2 separate regions of the Homo sapiens genome follow, and region 2 is linked to region 1. The links are chromatin contacts, found by Hi-C or POLR2A ChIA-PET in ENCODE. All regions are on one chromosome and are shown on one strand. The core of a region is the stretch at or near the end of the contact, and the rest is flanking DNA. Distances in the headings are between cores, read along the strand shown. Region 1 holds the start of WDR38 (WD repeat domain 38). Region 2 overlaps MVB12B (multivesicular body subunit 12B).

Region 1 (2,700 bases), core at 119-2,618:
GGGGGACAGCTTTATAGGCCCAGCTCAGAAGGGTCCCACAGTGACCTAGGCCCTCTGGGATCTGGGATGGAGTGGGACTGCCTCAAAGCTGTCATTGTCGCTCCCTCACCCGCCTGACTGTCTGGGACTTAAAATAGCAGGAGCACAGCGGATCTCCTGAGAAGTTTCTGGCAAAGAGGTTTAGGGGGGGAGGGTGTGAGTCGCCGCTGGGAACTCTTGAGTTTGAAGCTCCCAAAGCCCAGCTGCTCCACCCCTGCCCCCAGGGAGCCTAGAATCCATGGGCGGGGCAGGTGGGGGGTCCTCTGTTCCCTCCCTGTCCTGCTGTGGGAGTGGGGAGACTGGGTCCTGCCCCAGCTCTGCCATGGAAGCACCGGCTAGATGGCTGGGCCAAGTCCTGCCCCCTTCGGACCTCAGTTTCCCAGATGTACCAGGAGTTGCGGACCTCAACATCTGCTGAGAGGTCCCTGGAGTTCATGGCAGGTGGTCCCAGTACAGACACCCAGAGTCAGACAGCCATGGGCTGAAATCCCAGTTCCACTCCTACTGGCTGAGTGGCTCTGAGCAAGTCCTCCCAGCTCTCCGGGTGAGTTTCTTCACCTGTAAATTAACAATGAAACCAAGTCCTGCTCGTTCCAAGCTTCAGATTGCGCTATCCGGTAAGGATCCTGGCAGCTCCTGGGCAACTGCCCCCCAGCCCCAGCCTCCACCCCATCCTCAGATGGCACATTTTGTGCTGCCAGGAATGTTAACAGCAACGTGACCCCACTTTTAATGCCATGTACTTTACACACACTACCTCTGGCTTCCACGCCCTGGAGGACAGAGCTGGCTACTGTCCCCAGCGCTCTCCTGGGACATCCTTAACCTCAGTACTGGCCACTCCTGGACGGAAGGGGTATTGGCTCCTGAGGGGGCCCTCTTGGGCATCTACCGTGTGCCAGGCCCTGTGCTTGGCTCACCCCTGGAGTCCTGTGGGGCAGGGCTGATGCTCCCGGTTGTGCAGATGGGGAGACAGGCTCGTTGCTCCCCTGTATCAAAGAGGTGCAGGGACCCCTTGCAGTTCGCAGTCCGCAGGGCGCGGGGCCGGGCTCTGGGCCGCGCGGTGCGTGTGGCTGGCGCGCCCTCTAGTGGCCGCTCTGCCTGCCGTGTTGCCCCGCGCGAGAGCTGCCCTAGAGTGGACGCGCAGCCGCTGGCGCGGGAAGTCCCTTCTCCCAGCCCGCCGCGGTCCCGCCTGCTGCGGCTCCACCTCCGCCGAACTGCAAGCGGTCTGGCCTGCCTGTCAGTCCTCGTGGCTTCGCAGGGACCCCACCATGGCCGCACGCCCCGCCCCGATTACCATGGAGACCGCCTGTACACAGTTTCCTCTTTCCTCTGCCCAGTCCTGGGGTCCCGCGGCCGCCTAGGAGGGAGCCCGCCGGGGCGGGGCGGGGCCGGGTGCCCATGAACAGCGGGGTCCCGGCCACGCTGGCCGTGCGGAGAGTGAAATTCTTCGGCCAGCACGGCGGGGAGGTGAGGTCCAGCGGGCTCTGCCCAGACTCCCGGCTTTGGATGCAGAGTGGTTCCTGGTTCTGTGTAGTGGGGGTTCCAGAATGTTCTCTGGGCAGTGGCTCAGGACATTGAGTCCAGAGTAGACTTTGCTAACCCAAGAAGGATCGAAGTAGGTTCTCAGCTCCAGTGCCGGGCCCCAGCTCCAGAGCAGCTCTAGGTTCTAAGCTCTGCCTGTAAAAAGAGCCCCGGGCTCTGGGCTCTGCCTCGAGAGGGGCACAAAGCTCCCTGCTGACTCTGGTGTTTTCTGGGGCCCTGGCTCTAAAGTGAACTCAGAACTTAGAGTAGATTCTGGACTCTCCGTTGTCAGCTGCGGCTCTGGAATGGGCTCTTAGCTCTGGGGTTCCAGGCTCTGGTTCCAGAGAAGGCTCTTGCCTCCAACTGCAGGCTCTGGCTTTACGGGACTCGAGAGAGGGCCCAGTGGGTCCCGGGTTCTGGGCTCTGGTGGTGGAGTGAGGCTTGAAGTCAAGCTCCAACCCCAGGCTCTTGGGGGGCAGTGTTTAGGGGTCAGAGATGAGCGGACAGGGGTTTCTTCCCCAGAATGGGACCGCTTTTGTGCTGTTTCTAGGTCAACTCTTCTGCCTTCTCCCCTGATGGCCAGATGCTGCTCACAGGCTCAGAAGATGGCTGCGTGTATGGCTGGGAGACCCGGAGTGGGCAGCTGCTGTGGAGGCTGGGTGGCCACACAGGTGGGGCTCCCACACCTGGCCGGGAAGACCGAGGCACAAGGGTCTGGCATGCTGCAGAGCTGACTGCAGTGACCTCCGATGAGCTGGGCACGGGTGCAAGGCAGGGCTGGGCAGGTTGGGAGATGGGACGAGATATCTGGGTGCTGGGGCTTAGACTCTAACAGGCCTGGACTCAGCCTTCTTTAAAAACACACACACACACACACATACATACAAAAACAACTGTAATGTAACACAGTAATACTTACTGTTGCATCCTTTTTTGTGTGTGACAGAGTCGCTCTCTGTCACCCAGGCTGGACAACCTCGGCTCACTGCAACCCCCGCCTCCTGGGTTCAAGCAATTCTCTGCCTCAGCCTCTCGAGTAGCTGGAATTATAGACACCTGCTACCACACCCAGCTAATTTTTTTGTATCTTTAGTAGAGACGGGGTTTCACCATCTTGGCCAGGCTGGTCTTGAACTC
Region 2 (2,776 bases), core at 65-2,564, 1.6 Mb after region 1:
TTTGTGTTTTATACCATTAAACCAAAAAAAAAAAAAAAAAAAAATAGAGTAAATACAAGTGGGAGACTGCTTTCAGGTTCAGGGGCATAGACCTTTGACCGTGCCTCCCGCTCGTCCAGAACATCTCCCCAGGCTCGCCCACGATTCCCAGACAGGGTGGAGAGCCTGGCATCCAGGGGGAGGCTGCTCTGTGCTGGGCAGGTGCTTCCCTTCAGGATCCCTCTGCACCACGTGGGAGGAAGGGGGGTCCACCCATTTACGGAAGTCTGGACTCAAGAAGTTAAGTGACTGGCCAGATTCCCACAGCAGCAACCCAGAGCTGAACAGGGGTCTGAGTGTGACCCTGGCTGAATACATGACCGTCTTCATCTACTGAAGAGTGGTCCCAACTTGAAGGGAAATAGAAGTGTGAGCCCTGAGGCAGCACTGTCCTGTCCTTCCAGAACTGCAGCCAGTGTCCCTCCTGCCAGCGTTAACTGTCCTCACCATGCCCTGCCTGAGGGATGTTTCTGAATCGAAGCCGAAGCACAGTTGCCACCATTCGGCTTCAGGGACGGTCACCCTCCAACAAACCGTGTGACCCTGTGTATTCTGAGCATGGAGGTTAGGGACATGGGCAGCCACAGGGAGCTCCCCAGAGCTAGCCAAGCAGAGCTGCCTCCACCCCCACAAGGACACAGATGGCCTGGCCTAGGAGCTGCCCAGCACTGATTGACAAACAGGGTGTCACTTGGTTGTGGGTGGGTGTCCCTCAGCCCCCAGCATCCTGAGGAGCCCCAGGGAGCATGCGCTCCTGGGCCCGGACAGCCAGGCTGCCCTGGAGAACTGGAAGGGGAATGAGCCCATTCAGATGCCGGTGTCTGCAGGGACCCTCATGGGCTGTGTAGGCAGTGGACAGGACACAGCCTCCCAGTGTGGATGCCTGGGGTAGGGGACAAATTTGCTGTATAGGCTTGGCCCTGGGGCATGTTCCCAGGCCCCCTCACCCCAAAGTGGAACACAGGCCTGCTCATCCCAGCCCAGCGTGCCACACAGCGCGGCAGTCAGGGCACCTGGCAGCTGGTGGAGCGTGGTTAGATGTAGCTGCCCTGCTCTTCACCAGGGTCTCCCCAAGAGTCGTGGTACCTGATGCACTTGGGTGAAATTTCATGAAAAATGCCCAAGGACGGTCATGTTTTAAAGTTAGAATCAGTGGATGCGCCATTGAGCAAATTTTGAAGGAAAGGATCTGTGGAAAGACAGAAAACCTCTCACGATTCAGACATGCTCCATGATGGCGCGGGTGGCTGAAAGTGAAGGAAGCCGTGATTCATAGAGAAATTCCAACTCAAACGCCGTCACCCTGCTGGCTCCCCATGACAGAGCAGTGGCCTTCTGCCTGGCCATCTTCCAGCAGCCATGTGCTCCTGCCACCTCCGTCACCTCGCACCCAGAGCAGGGGCTTTGCTGTCCTCCCAGGGCCCGCATACATGAGTCCCAGGCATGAGGAAGTGAATTTTTACCTCATCGTCCCTCAGCCAGGGAGGTGACCAGGGGCTGGTCAGTGGCAGCCTCGTGGCCACCGTGGGCAGTTTTCTTGTCCCGGCCCCACCTGTCCGTGCCTTGTCCCCTCCCCTCCAGTTTGGCTCTGCAGGAGGGCAGTGGGTGACCCGGTGGGGCTGTTGTCCCAGTGAAGCCCTTACGGTTCTCCAGACAAAAGGCTGTCTGTGTCCCAGAGCCTGGAAAGTGTAATTTCGCAGCCAGCGCCCATGATGAAGCATCTTCTCTGGGCGTGAGGAGATGGGTGTATAAATATTCTCTGTCTCTGCCGCTCTTTATTTCCCTGGTAAGCAGTTGCCCCATTTCTCTAGCTGATGGATTCCCCATCGCAACCAGGGTGGGAGCTGCCTGGCTCTGCAGTCCAGGCGGGAGCTTCTAAAATAATCCTCATGTCTTGATTACCTGTGTATCCTCCCTCCCCACCCACGGTCCCGCCCTGGCATCCGTGGAAGACCTCACCATCCCGGTCAGGAGGCAGCAGCCTTGGGTGTAGGTTTCATGCTGTGTGCTTAACTACCCGCAAGCCTTGTGAGAACAGGAGTGAACCATTCCTGTAATGACAGGGCACCGGGCAGTGGAGAAGTCCGGAGCGACTTCCAGCCCCATGCGGAGCCGTTTCTATCAGCTGCCAACCTCAGCAGAAACCACAGTGCTCCCCGTTCCCTTCCAGGAGTGCCACCATCAAAACCGCGGCGGAGGAAGCACACATTAGCCTGCCGCACTCCTGGCGGAGCAACAGCCTCCATTTTCATTCGACTTTAAAGCCGAAAGATGAGGGAGGGTCTAATTAGTAAAGGGATGCTCTAATATTAATCACCCGCTTAAAATTGACAAGGGAGGCAGTTCATTTAACCACTTAATTGCCACAGGTTTTTATGGGCTGCTGTTTGCAGACATATTTAATGAAGAAGTTATAAATCTAAGGGAGCTTACAGTTTTAATTTTATACCTAAATATTTTCCTTGTTCTCATGTTTGTAGTCAGTCCTCAAGAGTGTAGTCACGTGGAATGTTCTTTAAATGAACATATTTGCTAACTGGCGTGATTTCAGTTTTTAAAACACTGGTTCCAGCAATTAGGCATTTTTTTCAGTTCCCAAATGACTAGAGAAATCCGTCTTGATTATAATTGCTCTTAGCCACGCATATCTAATTTGTGTCTTTTTAAGTGTTAATTAGTAAACAGTTTGAGCTGACATCTTTATGTGTTTGTGCGTTGAAAAATGGGGCTTATTGCT

What was found. Hi-C counts contacts between places; a loop is a spot of excess contacts on that map. ChIA-PET counts read pairs that join two places held with the same protein, here RNA polymerase II (POLR2A). Pooled maps may share reads with other maps.
Region 2: a pooled map shows a loop between it and region 1 (5-fold over the local background). The contact joins the enhancer-like site here to the promoter of WDR38 in region 1. A Hi-C loop is called at or near these places in 2 of 50 pooled maps. POLR2A ChIA-PET finds 5 or more read pairs at or near these places in 2 of 52 experiments (K562 and WTC11).

What each region holds. Positions count from the first base shown.
Region 1 is chr9:124,852,092-124,854,791 of GRCh38, forward strand. WDR38 (WD repeat domain 38) reads left to right here and starts at 1,369. Exons shown (of 9, transcript NM_001045476.3): 1 at 1,369-1,509; 2 at 2,114-2,234. The coding sequence starts at 1,441. RefSeq lists a silencer at 1,421-1,470.
Region 2 is chr9:126,488,322-126,491,097 of GRCh38, forward strand. The region is part of intron 9 of MVB12B (multivesicular body subunit 12B); the gene reads left to right. Among named protein-coding and RNA genes, the nearest start is that of NRON, 79 kb to the left of the region's middle. Within about 2 kb of position 1,315, at least 3 of the 41 ENCODE cell types and tissues checked have a DNase peak (open chromatin) inside an H3K27ac peak, as active enhancers do.